2 separate regions of the Homo sapiens genome follow, and region 2 is linked to region 1. Evidence: read pairs that join two places in POLR2A ChIA-PET (ENCODE). Cell type or tissue: MCF 10A. All regions are shown on one strand. Links, peaks and the distances in the headings refer to the core of each region. The heading gives the core; the rest is flanking DNA.

Region 1 (8,472 bases), core at 2,746-6,745:
ATACTTACATTATTGACTTGGGGCGCAGGGCCGAGGTTCCTGCCACGTATTTTTAATTTCTTTGGGAAATAGGAAGACTGTTTAGAAGGATCTTCCCTCTTTCCACCTCCTTGCAGTTTATATGACATATTCATCAAGACTTAAGATGAGTGGCTTCTCCTTTATGAATTATTGTGCAATAATCCATACGAAGGGTAAGTTAGATACCATCATTTCCTCGCTCTGTGAATACTTCTATAATGGCACTTAGTTACATTATGTTAAAATTGTCAGCAAACTTTCAAAATTGTCGTCCTTCTGTGTTTAGAAAGAATGGGTCTTTTGTCTCTCGATCCATAGATCTTAGCGTAGTGCATTGGTATTATAAAGTTTCTATATATGTTGTTGCATGACCGAACGTATGGTCAAATAAACGAATGAATGTGCAACACTTTCATCTTCCAATCCAAAATGTTAGAGATTCATAATGCTATATAAATTTGAAAGAAGTTTTTGTTTAAATATAAAAGGATATGATCATGCTGAAGACTCTGCTATGCACAGTATTTTGCTTGAAGACTGTATAAAGCAAAGTTGGATATTTAAAAAAGAAAGTGACCCTGAATGAGTTTCAGATACATGTTGGTAATACAGAACATATGGCACTAAGACTATGTATGTTGTTGGAACAAATCAAGAGAGATAATTTAATGGTCTGCTGAGTTGTATGTTAACTTCCCCTACTATGGTCCCCTTCATGGTGTCATTTCATTACTTTTACCTGTTCACTTTTTAATCAGTTAGTGTAGAGCTCCAGAGCTCTGTGGAGTCAATATAAAGCTATCAAACTAATTCTGGAGTCTGACTCTATCCAAGTCGACCCCTCTTTAACCCTGCTATGAAGACACAAAGCAAGTGGCTTTGAAAATGAGGATTTGAAGATGAGAAGGAAAGGCCACAGTTACTGCTTCAAAGATTACGCAAAGAAATACAAAGACAAAGATTAAACAAAGAAATATCCCCCTATAAAGTTAGTAGCAGTTTTATTATAAATTGTTTTGGGGGACATAAGGGCATGATGCTTGAAATAACACCTAATAGAAATTCTTTTTATTTTGAACTATTCACCACAGTGTTGATATACATGGGTAAACAATTCCTATTTTAAGCTGTCCTCAAAACTTTAATTTTAATCTAGTTATTTAAAACTTTAAGCTAATCCTATTTAAAATGCCAATATAGCCATAGGATAAATCCCTCCTGATAATTTATGTCTATTTTCTTTCTCCACTCACTAGAATGTCAGCCTATGATATTTTGTTCAGTACCCAAAACAGTGCCTAGAAAGAGTAGTTTCACAATAGTCATTGAGTGAATGGTATTTTTATTATAACACACATTCTCTTACCACTTCCTCTTTCACACTTTTTCTCTTTCTTCCTCCCATTCCTCTACATTCCTTACATTACTTTTCTTGTGTTTGATTTTCAATCTTCTATTAAGTTCCAGATTTTTCAGTCATGTCAACAAGAAACATGTTTCTAAGCAAGAGGTGTTTTTTACTTAAAACCAAAAAATTGAAACATGAGGAACTTTTCTATAATCTGTGTGTATCCAATGCCAAACAATCAGTTGATTTCATGGAAAGTGAACTGGTTATGTGGCATGACGCAGAACAAATTCTACTCCAACATAAGCACACATATGCACACATACCTACCCCCTTCCAGCTGCTTGTTTTTTTTTTATGTTTTTAACAAAGTGTGTTGATATTGTATAAATATTGATTCATTTTATCAAGATGGGGAATTTAGTTTCCTATCTAAAGATAAATTTGGGGCTCCACAGCCTATATGCAATTAAGCCTTCTTTCAATAAGACATTAGCATTAGTGCTTTAATATGAAATATATATATAGAAATAATAGCTTCTAAAGCTCTTACTAACATCTAACTTCAAATAATAATAGGTACTAGCCCTTGAGGACATATTAGGTCCCTAGGCACTAGACACTTATAACACTTGAACTGCTGAAAGGGCATTTAAGCAGTTGGCATAAACTGATATGAGAGCTGCTTAACTTGCAGAGTATCTAGTGGAAGGCTGAAGTCTGCTAAATTGGATATCAGAAATCCAGAGAGCCAGGAATCCTATTTTAGTCCTGGTTCACACAGTGACAAGCTACATAGCCCTAGGCAATTGGCACATTTCTTCACCAATGGCAGATATTATGCCCATTGATCTCAAATGTGTGGTGAGAATTAATATTTTGGAAATATCTTGAAACTTAGATACATGCAGCATTTTTTGCTGCAAAACATTTTCTCATATATTTATCAATTTATCATAGGATTTTTGGTTAGGTCTTTAAAGAGTCCTCCTCTTTTTGTATTTCTCTCTTCTACATTGCTCTTTTGTGTTGCTGATTTACAAAGAAACTATTTTTCCTTTTATTTCCAACAACTTTTATGTACTGATAGACCTGTTAACTCTATTTCTTGGTTTTTTGGGGGTTTTTTGTTTTGTTTTGTTTTGTTTGTTTTGTTTTGTTTTGTCTGTCAATAAAATTCCTGAATGACATTCTAAATGAACTGCAGAAGCAACTCATCAGCATATCTTAATTCTAGTTCATCACAGTTACTTTTTGCCTTTCCAAAAGGCTTTGAAATGTTTACCTGTTAACACAGAGGGTGACAGAGAGTGCTTAGTCAGTGGATGAGCATTTTTCCATTTATAATGAAGAGATATTTGGTGAAGGACAATATCCATCAGCTCTTACACAACGAAAGGTCTTTGAAGATGGGGGTCACTGGGCTCATCTCTGTGTACCAATTGAAACAGCACAGACTTTTACTCTAGAAGATTCTTAAATGTTTGAATTCAGTCGATGTAAATAAGTACACACAATTTGATTTGGTTTCTCTTATTATTCATTAAAAGTTTACAAATACGATTTTGAGACTTTTGAAAATCCTAGCACGGATTTTGAATTATTCTATTTGTATAGATAATGTTGAGGTTTGCTCTACCACTGGAACTGATTTCTAGCTCTTCCTGACTTTTAAAGAAGTATATCCCTTGATAATTCTGTATTCTCCTCTTTGGGCATCGTTTTGGAAATAAGACTATTCCTGTGCTCCATGATTTTCTCAGAAAAACAAGTAGGTCTCCTGTACATGGATTTAGTAAAATGACAGCTACACTCTAGAGGGAGTTAATGCTGATTTGGGAATTCAAAGACAAAAATCAGAATTAGAGTTAGCAGAAATGTCGCATTTCTCATACAATGCTGAATTTAGATTAAATTCAGTCCAAGAAATTACTGTTGAAGGTTCTTATGGACGCTTTAATTTTGTTCTAAGTCAAATCGCTCACTCATGAGGATAAACTCCATTAGACTGTCTGGTCAATATAAAGTGCTCAAGAATTAAAATATATAATCTGTTTACCAAAATGTGTTTTTCTGCAAACTAGCCATGCCAATATCTTAAAAATCAGTTGGTTATCATTTTTCTAGGCTTAAAAGAATGTTTTAAAACATTAATTTTTAACCTCTATTTAAAAATGTTTGGCATAGCTGCCTTGTAGACATGATCTACTTTTAAAAATATTAGTAAATAGTATAATTGTCTTAAACATTTTTTTAAAAATCCTCAAATTATGTTAAATTTGATTGTCTGTCCCCAACTCTGATTTGAGCAAAACTGTCCTATAAGAACTTCTGGATCATGCAGTTAGAATCCACTAAATTAATACCTTTAGAGACCTAAGGCTCATTTACATGCATTTATACTTTTCCATTACTAGCTTATAACCAGGTAAACTTCATTTTTCCTTATTCTGTCTTTATTCCTGAGGCCACAAATCCTGCTATATCAAACTACTCCCAGGTCCACAGAAGTGCTAGCTTCTTTCTCAGCAGTGAACAGTCATATGGCTCTTTCATTTACTTGGAATGCTCACTATGCTTTTTTCACACTTAATTCCTTTTGGTCTTTCAGGACATACAGCATAACCCCCTCAGAGAATCCTTTCTGACTCACCTGGTCTGGATAAGTTGCTCGTCTTATTTCAGTGCTTAACACTTAGAACCCTGTACTCTAGTGACTTATTTTCATATCTCGTTGAGGACAGGCACTGTGACATTTATCTCATCTTTTATGGCATGTAGTGATTAATCAGTAAATGTTTGCTGAATGCCTACCTGAATGAATAAATATCTGCATTTTGAGGCTTCCCTTGACATTCATTTTATTCAGAATTGACATTATTACCATGAATGGAAGAAATAGTGTCGGTGATTCACACCTTTTCACAGCTGGGGAAGTCACTGGGAACATGGACAAATAGTTACTGTGGATTTCTGTCCCTTGTCCATTTAATGTTAGCCACTTATGTCATGTGACCATAACAATGCTTATTTCACAAACAAGAATTGAATCCCTGCTATTAGCCTGGCACTAAGGAAACAAGCATAAAGATGTCTTTGTTTTCAAGGAGTTTAGAACTGAGTTGAAATGAACATTAAAACAATCAGCATTCCAATGAAAGTGTGTTCAATGAGGATATGTAATGAAAGAAAGAAGAGAGCATTACTGTCTACCTTTGGGAGAACAGAAAAAACTTCACCCAGAGGGTCACATCCATGATGGGTTTTCCAAGTGGACAGAAGTGGTACTTCCAGGCAAAGAAAACAGGATGGACATAAGTGTGAAAGAGTGAAATTGCTGTAACACTCATGGCTTGACTGAGATTTAACTATTTTTCTTCTAGCTCAGGAAAATACCTTGTGAAGTTGGAATAATAATTTTCTTCTTACAGCAGTGTTTTTCCATGGGACTGTAATGTATTAAAAGGGTAAGCTGGATTACCAAAGATTTAATAATTTAATATCATGGCTTGGAAATCTGTCTCCACTTCATTCAAAGGCAAAATCTCTTTGTGATGAGAAACTATTCTCCTAATTCATTGAAGCCTCCCATTTGCCTCTGATGAAGGAGCTAGTGCTAATGTCAAATCCATGAGTCAGGTGTAGTTGCTATGAGTCACTGAAAGGAATGACACTAGTCCTCAACCATCTGTTTTCAGTTGTGCTGACAGCAAGGTCTGGATGAGGTAAGTTGCAGCTACTAGGTCCTGCATCTGCGACTTCCACACCTATCCCTAACCTATTCTATGCCAAAACTTGAAGTGGATGATGTCTAGGCAGAGGGACTTGCTATATATTCTTGATATGCCACTGGTAAAATGGTGGCTTTGTACAAAATTTCATGTTTAAAAAGTGGCAAACAATAAAGCAAGGTACCTTGACATAGCAAGAAGTGAAATAATACTGTAAGTGCTCAGTGGCCTCAATAAATAATTTCTGAGATCCAGTATCTATCCAAGAGATCCACTGTCATTGGTCCATCAGTCCATAGAAAGCACCTGAAATATCATAAGTATTACATAAATTTTTGTTGAATTAACATATAAGGTCACTGGGATAGGAGAAATATGAAGGCAAAATTAGCTCAATATGAAGTCTTTGCTTAATAAGTAGTAACTCAGTTGCCGCCTCAAAGAAGTAGGGAAACAGAAGGAGGCAGTACACAAGTGATTCAATATCTTCACAAGTGCTTTGTGATTCATGCTGCAGTAATGAGACTCCCTTATCAGGAATCATTGAGCTCCTTTGGGGGATGGGGACCAGCATAAGTGAGCTTTCCTCCACTGGGGATAAGTGTGCCCAACAGCACATTATAAAGGTATTCCAGCATCCTGTGTGCCTACTCTTTCTAGGTTTCTGAGACAACCAGGACAGATTTTACAGGCAAAACTTGATTCTTTGGTTGCCTCCAGTTATATGACAATCCCAAGCATCACCATGATAAAACATTCTCTTTCTGTTTTCTCTTTTCTTGGATCCTTGCTTCTTTTACTCTTAGGCCACAGTTGATCTGGCCAATCATAACTAGTACTGTATGAACTGGATAGATCAGAGTCACCATACTGAACTTGATTTGAAATAATGAACACATTTTCCTCTTGATTTATAAATTCTACAGGTTGTATTTGGGGAAGTGGCTATTAGAGATTAAATCTGAGACATTGGATTGCCATTTTTATCATTGCCTTTCTAGCCATAGACACATTAATTAGTGCAGTGACAAGGTGAATTTTGACAGGCTGCCCAAAATGGTCTACATTACTTTTGGTAGAAGAAGAGCAATGAGAGACAGGATACATTGAGTATTTCAGAACAAAGTGTTCCTTGATGATTTATTGGTCCCGAATTCTTCCACATATTCCTTTGGGTAGAAGAATTCAGGGATTTGAATTTGTGCAAAGAACAAGAATGAGATAGTTTAAAATTTTTTTAATAGGGTCTGTCCATGTCACCTGGCAAGTGGTTCATTCAGTCTGACATTTCAGATTTTTGCCCCTGCTGGATGTTTTCCCTGTCTTGCTCTTTTGCTTTCCATTTATTCAAATCCTCTCCAGTTACTAAGATATTATTGATTTCTCATGGCCTGGTATGAGTCTATGAAGCTCCCTCTGGTTATTCCAGTTTATGCTATTTTCTTTTTTAAGCAGATATTACATTTCTTGCTTATAGTATAATAGATAGCATTTCAGTTTTAGTATATTATTAATTGATTTATGTGTTTTACAGTCAGATTTAATATTTAATAAACACTGAATATACAAGTTTCATATTATCTAATAAGATCATATTAAATTCTAGACATTTAGTGTAATAAAATAAATTTTTAGAGAGCAACAAAAATAGTATCTTATATTTGTAAAATTATTTTCATACTCAAAACTTTTTCACATATATTATTTCATTTGGTTCTTAAGTAATCTTGTGATGTATGCAAATTGGATAATTTTATTTCTATGTAAAAATATACACAGAGCTTATGGTGATTGTATGAAGTGACAAAACTTCCAAAATTTGTATGTGGTAGAGCTGAGGTTAATTAACAGTTCTTCTGGCATATAATATTCAGGGAGAAATATACCTAGCCCCAATTTGTAGAGTGGATTACTGAGCCAATGTTATAATGTTACCATTAAACTTGACTTTTGTACATTTAAAAGGTCATTTTTTTAACCATAAAAAAATGGGTAAGAGTTTTATGTGGCTCTAAGAAGAAAATGTTTATAGGGGTCCTTGCTCAGTTTACTCAACTGAGAAAAACTTAAATGTTAATTTGAACATATCCCCAATTTGTCTAATTATCATTTTTTCCCAAGAAGCTAAGAAAGGAACTATATGTAATTGCCAGGTTAACATAGCACCAGATGTGTGTAATCTAACTGGCAAATTGTGGCAAGAGCTTTCCAAGTGCTACCCTTAAGGAAATATGCCTTATTAGCTATATAACACCCAAGATGCATTGTATATACAGTGCACACACTCAAGCATTTTTTATTATTATACTTTAAGTTCTGGGGTACATGTGCAGAACATGCAGATTTGTTATATAGATATACACGTGCCATGGTGGTTTGCTGCACCCATCAACCCATCATCTACATTGGGTATTTCTCTTAATGCTATCCCTCCCCTATCCCCCCACCCCCTGACAGGCCCTGGTGTGTGATGTTCCCCTCCCTGGGTCCCTGTGTTCTCATTGTTCAACTCCCACTTATGAGTGAGAACAGGCAAGCTTTTTTTTTAAGGGAGAAGAAAATGAAAAACAGAAGTCTAGGGTTTTTTTTTTTTTAACAAAGAGTGCATAAGGTGTGCCTGATACACCTACCAGTAAGAGTACCATCAGATGTTAAAATGTCAAATCTCTTACAGTATTCCTGAATTTTTCATGGCTCATTTTCATTGCAAAGCTGGATATTTTGATGCAGACACTATTAGTGAGGAGATTTGAAATTTTTTGTCAAAATGTAAAACCTTTAACAAAACTTGCCAAGTCATGTCAGCAATTGTTATTCTTGATTCTTCCCTTCTTCCTGAGTTTGCACAATTATATGCCTCTCAGAGTCGGGGAGAGACTAAGGGATACAGTGTGAGGAGGGTCAGACATGGTTTACAAAAATGAGGTAAAATGGAAGCAGGAGGGGAAGTTTGTGGAGAGAAAAGGGAGATGTGATATTCAGAGAGAGAATGAGGATAAAGACTTGGGTGGGAGTCGGGCACACTATTGCAGGCATTAGTCGCTTTATCTTTTAAAGTGTTTTCAAGGCAATTAAAATGTTTCTGGTGTTGAAATGTGATGATTTTCGTTAATAGCTGGGGGATACCATGTCTAACCAGCTGTGTGTCTTTGGACAAATCTTTGGACCTTCATTGGTCATTTCTTTATCTGGAAACTTAGGGATTTGATGCACCACCCTTGCATCTTCTGTTCTCTGAGTCTGCACTCTCTAACAAAGTGACAGCACATCCGCTTGCTTTTTTGGTAACCCAGGCTAAGTCAGCATGTGTTGGTATGTAAACTTTATGTTTCAGTCAAATCTCAAAATGACATAAGGCAATGTTTTACAATA
Region 2 (8,472 bases), core at 2,746-6,745, 380 kb after region 1:
GATATTTATTTTCTTCTAAGAAAAATTTACCATCTCTTTGAAACACTGTAATTTGGACATGCAAAGAAAACAAAGTTGCAAAAATGTAATTATTAAATATGCCTCCTTATTCCCAACTGATTCAGAACCACTGCAATTTTTGGGCAAGCGCTTTAATTTAGGATTATCAAACACTGTCTCAGCCCAAAATCTCCTTAAGCTGATAAGCAACTTCAGCAAAGTCTCAGGATACAAAATCAATGTGCAAAAATCACAAGCATTCTTAAACACCAATAACAGACGCAGAGCCAAATCATGAGTGAACTCCCATTCACAATTGCTTCAAAGAGAATAAAATACCTAGGAATCCAACTTACAAGGGATATGAAGGACCTCTTCAAGGAGAACTACAAACCACTGCTCAACGAAATAAAAGAGGACACAAACAAATGGAAGAACATTCCATGCTCATGGATAGGAAGAATCAATATTGTAAAAACGGCCATACTGCCCAAGGTAATTTATAGATTCAATGCCATCCCCATCAAGGTACCAACGACTTTCTTCACAGAATTGGAAACAACTACTTTAAAGTTCATATGGCACCAAAAAAGAGCCCGCATTGCCAAGACAATCCTAAGCCAAAAGAGCAAAGCTGGAGGCATCACGCTACCTGACTTCAAACTATACTACAAGGCTACAGTAACCAAAACAGCAGGGTACTGGTACCAAAACGGAGATATAGACCAATGGAACAGAACAGAGCCTTCAGAAATAATACCACACATCTACAACTATCTGATCTTTGACAAACCTGACAAAAACAAGAAATGGGGAAAGGATTTCCTATTTAATAAATGGTGCTGGGAAAAGTGGCTAGCCATATGTAGAAAGCTGAAACTGGATCCCTTCCTTACACCTTATACAAAAATTAATTCAAGATGGATTAAAGACTTAAATATTAGACCTAAAACCATAAAAACCCTAGAAGAAAACCTAGGCAATACCATTTAGGACATAGGCATGGGCAAAGACTTCATGTCTAAAACACCAAAAGCAATGGCAACAAAAGCCAAAATAGACAAATGGGATCTCATTAAACTAAAGAGCTTCTGCACAGCAAAAGAAACTACCATCAGAGTGAACAGGCAACCTACAGAATGGGAGAAAATTTTTGCAAGCTACCCATCTGACAAAGGGCTAATACCCAGAATCTACAAAGAACTCAAACAAATTTAGAAGAAAAAAACAACCCCATCAACAAGTGGGCGAAGGATATGAACAGACACTTCTCAAAAGAAGACATTTATGCAGCCAAAAGACACATGAAAAAATGCTCATCATCACTGGCCATCAGAGAAATGCAAATCAAAACCACAATGAGATACCATCTCACACCAGTTAGAATGGCAATCATTAAAAAGTCAGGAAACAACAGGTGCTGGAGAGGACGTGGAGAAATAGGAACACTTTTACACTGTTGGTGGGACTGTAAACTAGTTCAACCATTGTGGAAGACAGTGTGGCAATTTCTCAAGGATCTTGAACTAGAAATACCATTTGACCCACCAATCCCATTACTGGGTATATACCCAAAGGATTATAAATCATGCTGCTATAAAGACACATACACATGTATGTTTATTGTGGCAGTATTCACAGTAGCAAAGACTTGGAACCAACCCAAATGTCCATCAATGATAGACTGGATTAAGAAAATGTGGCACATATACACCATGGAATACTGTGCAGCCATAAGAAAGGATGAGTTCATGTCCTTTGTAGGGACATGGATGAAGCTGGAAACCATCATTCTCAGCAAACTGTTGCAAGAACAGAAAACCAAACACCACAGGTTCTCACTCATAGGTGGGAATTGAACAATGAGAACACTTGGACACAGGAAGGGGAACATCACACACCGGGACCTACCGTGGGGTGGGGGGAGCGGGGAGAGATAGCATTAGGAGATACACCTAATGTAAATGACAAGTTAATGGGTGCAGCACACCAACATGGCACATGTATACATATGTAACGAACCTGCACGTTGTGCACATGTACCCTAGAACTTAAAGTATAATAAAAAAAATTAAAAAGAAATTTCCTGGAACTAGCATGTCAGAATACCATTTTATGTCCAGCTTAAAGTTTAGTGTGAACCTTGAATTTTATTTCATTTCTATTTATATTCAGGTTTCTAAAGAACAAGTTTCCATGAACAAATGTGGCTTTCAACAGGTGAAATGATTTGAGTAATAGAAAAAAATTAGAATTTGAAAAATTTGAAGAATTTAAAAAGTTAACATATTTGAAGAATATGAAATACTAACATTAGGGAAGATTAGTTTGATACTTTTAATTTAGGAACTATTAGAGAAAGGGGAAAGACAACTAATATTTTAGGTGATTCTATTTAGATAAATGGCAAAATCCGCCTTGGAAAAGCTACATAATAAATATACAAGTCATTTGTAAACTATTCGGATCACTTAGGTGCTTTATGGTTAGTATTCATATTTTAAAATTAATGTACATTACAGCAAAATAACTGTTTTGTTTTAATATTTATATGCATTCTATATAAGGGATAACCTTTTGAATTGTAAAAAGTGAAACCTACAAAGTAAAACCTACACCTATTATACTATGATTTGCATGATGTAAGGCTATAAATGTATATTCCTTTTTCTGAACTATTCTTTCAAGGGTTGCAGTAGTACTGTCAGCTGCTGATTTTTCTTTTTGAACTTAAACACAGCTTTTGTCATTGTCATGGAAATGTTACCATGTTCTTTATTTTAAAATGTATTTATAAAAAATATGAATTACTTTTTAAATAGTAATAACTACTCTTACTAGTGATATATATTACTTTCAGTAGATGTATTATATATTACTCTTAGTAATATTATATATGTATACTTTAATAAACATGTAAAAAGCATGCAATGCTAAGCTCATTAGTAATATATTAGTAATGATACATAGCAAGCTTGTTCAACCCATGACCCGTGGGTCACATGCGTCCCAGGACGTTTTTCTAGCCCAACACAAATTCGAAAACTTCCTTGAAACATTATTAGATTTTTTTTGCAATTTTTTTTAAGCTCATCGGGTGTCATTAATGTTAGTGTATTTTATATGTGACCCAAGACAATTCTTTTTTTAGTGTGGACACCCCTGATATATAGTTGTACTTGATTGTTCCCAAGGGTTTTTACCACAGGAACAGAGGAAGGTCACATAATAGGTAATATAAGCTGATGATGAATTTTACTCATAATTTAATGGCCAGCTGTCTCAGAATTTAAGATTTATTTTGTTTGGTGTTGAACTCTATAGGTATAAAGTAAGCCTCCAATGTGGTAAGTGATGTCAGTACAGTGCATTCTTCAAACAGTAAAGTCAATCCTGATTTCTTGAGTGGTATGTTTGAAATACCAAATTCCTTATTGAAATGGACAGAATGAAGGACTTGGCTCACAGCAGGCAACAGGCAACATCTTGTACATTCTAATTTTTGCAAAGAAAGAACGAAGTTGGAGGACTCATACTACTTGATTCTGACGTACTAGGTAAACATAGAGTAATCAAAATAGTGTGGTATTGGCATGGGTTGGGCATATAGATCAGTGAAACAGAATAAGGAGCCCAGAAGTAGATCCACACATAAATGGTCAGTTGATTTTCAGCAGAAATGCCAAGGTAATTCAGTAGGGAAAGGATTTCGACATAAAGTGTTAGAATAACTGAGTATCTATACACAAAATACAGCAGGTCCTTGAATAATGGTTCATTCAACATTGTATTGTACTTACAACGTTCATGAGGAAAAAACCTGATTCCTGGCAGGGGCCATTGTGTGGAGTTTGCATCTTCTCCCGTGTCTGTGTGGGCTTTCTCCGTGTATTCTGGTTCCCTCCTAAATTTCAGAGATGTGCATGTTAAGTGAATTGGTGTGCCTAAATTGTCCCCACCTGAGTGAGTGAGGGGGTGTGGGGGTTATGTGAAAGTGTGCCCAGTGATGCAGGAGCATCCTGTCCAGGGATGGTTCACACCCTGTGCCCTGGGCTGCTGGAACTCTTCAGCCACCCTCTACCCTGAACTGGAATAAGTGGGTAAACAATACTCTAACTTGTTTTTTATTAACTTTTCTTAACTGTATGTATAGCTCACATTTATTTCAATGCTTGATATTAGAAATATTTTGGTCTTTATTTAGTAAATTTTGGTGATGTTGTGACCAGAAATATGACATAGGAACTTAAATCTTGTTTATGTCAATTAGCCTGTGGTTAAATTGGTTTCAGTATATGTCATTTCACATAAAGTTGCAGTTTCCAAGAACCTATCCACAACATTAAGCGAAGACTTACTGTATTGAACCTTGATTGTGACCTCACATCATCCATAGTTATGCATTGTATAATGACATTTTGATGAACAACAGTCCTCATATATAATGGTGGTTCCAGAAGATTATGATAGAGCTGAAAAATTCCTGTCACCTAATTGAGGTTGTAGTCATCGTAGCATCGTCAGACAGTGCATTACTCACATGTTTGTGGTGATGCTGGTGGAAACAAACTTGTGCTGCCAGCAAATATAATTATATGTAGTACATACTTGATAATAAACAACTGTGTTCCTGGTTTATGTATTTACTGTACTTTTTATTGTTATTTTAGAGTGTACTCCTTATTTTTTTAAAGTTAACTCTAAAACAGCCTCAGGCAGTTCTTTCAGGAGGTATTGCAGGAGAAGGCATTGTTATAGGAGATGACAGCTCTATGTGTATGTTATTGCTCATGAGGACCCTACAGTGGAACAGGATGTGGCGGTGGAAGACAGTAGTGATATATATGCTCCTGAGCCTGTGTGAGCCTAGGCTAATGTGTATGTTTGTGTCTTAGTTTTTACAAAAAAAGTTTAAAAAATTAAATAAAATAACTTTTAAAAATAAAAAAGCTTATAGACAAATACAAAGGAAAATATTTTTGTACAGCTATACACTGTGTTTGTGTTTTAAGCTCAGTGTTACTACAGAAGAATCAGAAAGTTAAAAAAAAATTTTAAGTTGACATAGTAAAAAAGTTACAGCCAGGCTCACACCTGTAATGCCAGCACTTTTAGGAGGTTAAGGGGGGAGGATTATTTGAGGCCAGAAGTTTGAGGCCAGCCTGGGCAATATAGCAAGACACCATCTCTACAAAAAATTTAAAAATTAGCGGGCATGGTGGCATATGCCTGTAGTCCCAGGTGCTTGGGAGGCTGAGGTGGGAGGACCACTTGAGCCCAGGAGTTCAAGATTGCAGTGAACTATGATCATACCACTGCACTCTGGTCTGAGTGACAAAGTCAGATCTTGTCTCTAAGCACAAAATAAAAGTTATAGTAAGCTAAAGTTAATTTATTATTGTGGAAGAAAAGTATTTTTGTATAAATTTAGTATAGCCTAAGTGTTTATAAAGCCTGCAGTAGTGCACAGATACATCCTACGCCTTCACTACTCACCCCTGACTCACCCAGACCAACTTCCAGTCCTGAAAGCTCCATTGTGGTAAGTGCCCAATACAAGTGTACCACTTTTTATCTTTTATATCATTTTTACTGTACCTTTCCTGTGTGTTTAGATACACAAATCACATTGTTTTACAGTTGCCTACAGTATTCTATATAATAACATACTGTGTGAGTTTGTAGCCTGGGAGCAATAGGCTATACCATATAACCTAAGTGTGTAGTAGGCTGTACCATCTAGCTTTGTGTAAATACGCTATGATGTTTGAAAAATGACAAAATCCCCGAATGACACATTTCTGAGGTCATATTCTTGTTGTTAAACATTAAGTGACACATGACCATACAAAAATTAATTCAAAATGGGTCATTGACCTAAATGTAGGAGCTAAAGCTATAACTTCTAGAATATAATGTAAGAGCAAAATTTTATGCCCTTGGATTAAGTAAAAATCTCTTAGGACAAAAGCAAGAAATAAAATAATTGGCAGGTGGAACTTAAAGTAAAAGACACTGTTGAGAAGATGAAAAGGCAAATCACAGAAAGGGAGAAAATAATTTGAAAACCTCTGTCTGATAAAAGACTTGTATCCAGAACATGCAAGTCTTAACATACAAGTCTTATATCTTAATAGACAAACCAATTTAAAATGGACAAAAGATTTGAATAGAGATGTTACTGATGAAGCTGTATGAATAACAGTGGTGCTTACACATCATTAGTCGTTAGAAAAATGCAAATTAAAACCACGATGAAATACAACTACATACTGACTAGAATGGTTAAAATAATTATAAAAAAACAGGATGAGGAAGGATGTGTAGCCGTTGAAACTCTCATACATTACCATTGAGAAGGCAAAATGGTATGGCCACTTGGGATAACAGTTTTGGGGTTTCTTACTATAAACATACACTTACTACCATGTGACTCAGTGTTACTGGTTAAATTACATCCTCCAAAATGGTATGTTTAAGTCCTAACCTCCAGTACCTCAGAATGTGACCTTTTTTTTTTTTTTTTTTTTTTTTTGGAAATAGGGTCATTGCAGTGGAACGAGGAAACATTTTTGGGGTGGTGGATATGCTCTATATCATGGTTGTAGTGATGTTACAGGACTATACATTTGTCAAAACTTAGCAGTGTTTATTTCAAAATGGTGAATAAATTTTATAAATAAATTTATACTTCAAAGCTGATTAAAAACATTTGAAAAATACAATAAATGGCTACATTGAAAATGTAATGAATATACTTTTAGTTCAAAAAGTGGGTGCAGACGAGCATTCTGGCTCCTGGAGCGGCTGGGAGGGCGACTTATAACTAGAATGCCTGTGGTCGAATGTAAAAACATTGTCTTAAGAGTGTACAGGGACTGGTGTGGTGGCTCACGCCTGTAATCCCAGCACTTTGGGATTTCGAGGTGGGCAGATTGCTTGAACTCAGGAGTTTGAGACCATCCTGAGCAACATGGCGAGACTCCCATCTCTACAAAAAAACAAGTGTACAAATGCTAATTTTGGCTATGATAAAATTTCTAATAGTGTCACTTGCAAAGTCGAAAAATTCATCTCAATAATTTTATAATGACAAAGACACTGATGTCTAGGAGTTAAATAAAATTTTCGTAAAATGTCATCCCGTGGTATCCTTGGGGGATTGGTTCTGGGACTTCCACAGATACCAAAATTCTCAAAATACTCAAGTTCCTTATATAAAATGGCATACTATTTGCATATAACCTATGTATATCTTCTGGTATACTTTGATTACTTATAATACCAAATACAATATAAATAATAGTTGTTAAACTGTATTGGCTTTTTATTTGTGTGATTTCTTATTAGTTTTTTTCTGCATATTTTCTGTTTGTGGTTGGTTGAATCTGTGTATGTAGAACCCATGGGTACAGAGGGCTGACTGTATTTATAATTTACCACATGGGGTGATTTTTAATATCTGTAGCTAATAATTATTTTAAGTGGCCATTTGACTGTTTCCTTGACATTCCTAAAAATTTATATACTTAAATTGGGGAGGAAAATATGTTTGCGTTCTTCTTAGTGGATAAATGGAAGATTGCGTTATAGTCATATATTCATAGAGCTTTCTGATATACCCAGTTAAGCAATTTTGATACATCCTTCTTCGTCCTTCCACGGGACATTGACCTGTCTCTAGTTCTGCACATGTTACACTGTATTGCATTTAGCCTTTTCATAACAATAAATTCAATTAGATGTCATTTATTTCTTTTATCCCTACTACAGTGCCTGGCTTATGATGTACATAAAATAAATATTAGTGGATAGGAAAATTTTTTTATAAAGAATCAATTTTTTGCCACAGTGCATTTTTTCATGGTTGACATTTATTCAAGAAGCATTTATTGAGCAACTCTTATGTGGAAAGCATTATACTGGCTGCTTTGAGATATATAAAAGAACTATAACATCTAAACATTTAATGTTAGAATGAAATGTAATTTCTATTTAGTATAAGGTATACTACAAATTATAGGATGAAGGTGGGTAATCACTAGAGGTTTCAGATGGATCATAGGTAAAAAATACTGGAAAAACAGTTTAGTCTGATGACAAAGGAAATCACTTTTTAGTAGCTATGGTATTCAAAATAATCATAGTTTAAAATGTCATTTAACAGTTTCTGGAATTTTTATAAAATCATTCTCCTTGCTGTCATATTGTTAGATCCAGAGAGTTAGACTGTGCAGTAAATGAGCTATTTTTTTACCTTAGAAAAGCAGAAGACTTGAATTTTCATAAGTAGACTCTTAGAGGTTCCTTCTGATGCTTCAGCACATTTCCTTTTCTCCAAAGAAATGCTTCAGGGCCGAGTGCAGTGGCTGACGCCTGTAATCCCAGCACTTTGGGAGACCCAGGCGGGCGAATCACGAGGTCAGGAGATCAAAACCATCCTGGCCAGCATGATGAAACCCAGTCTCTACC

What was found. Peaks named below come from ENCODE experiments on the same cell type or tissue, not always from the same donor. Only the 100,000 strongest peaks of a DNase experiment are listed, where the experiment ranks them.
Region 2: POLR2A ChIA-PET joins it to region 1 with 5 read pairs; 2 of 35 experiments call an interaction of 5 or more read pairs at or near these places.

The regions. Positions count from the first base shown.
Region 1 is chr2:180,651,619-180,660,090 of GRCh38, forward strand. No RefSeq gene overlaps it. Among named protein-coding and RNA genes, the nearest start is that of SCHLAP1, 36 kb to the right of the region's middle. RefSeq lists an enhancer at 4,648-5,847. In MCF 10A, for the core only: no CTCF peak of the experiment used is centred there; a DNase peak (open chromatin) is centred at 5,033.
Region 2 is chr2:181,032,614-181,041,085 of GRCh38, forward strand. All of the region lies in intron 3 of UBE2E3 (ubiquitin conjugating enzyme E2 E3), which reads left to right. Among named protein-coding and RNA genes, the nearest start is that of UBE2E3-DT, 56 kb to the left of the region's middle. In MCF 10A, for the core only: no CTCF peak of the experiment used is centred there; a DNase peak (open chromatin) is centred at 4,658.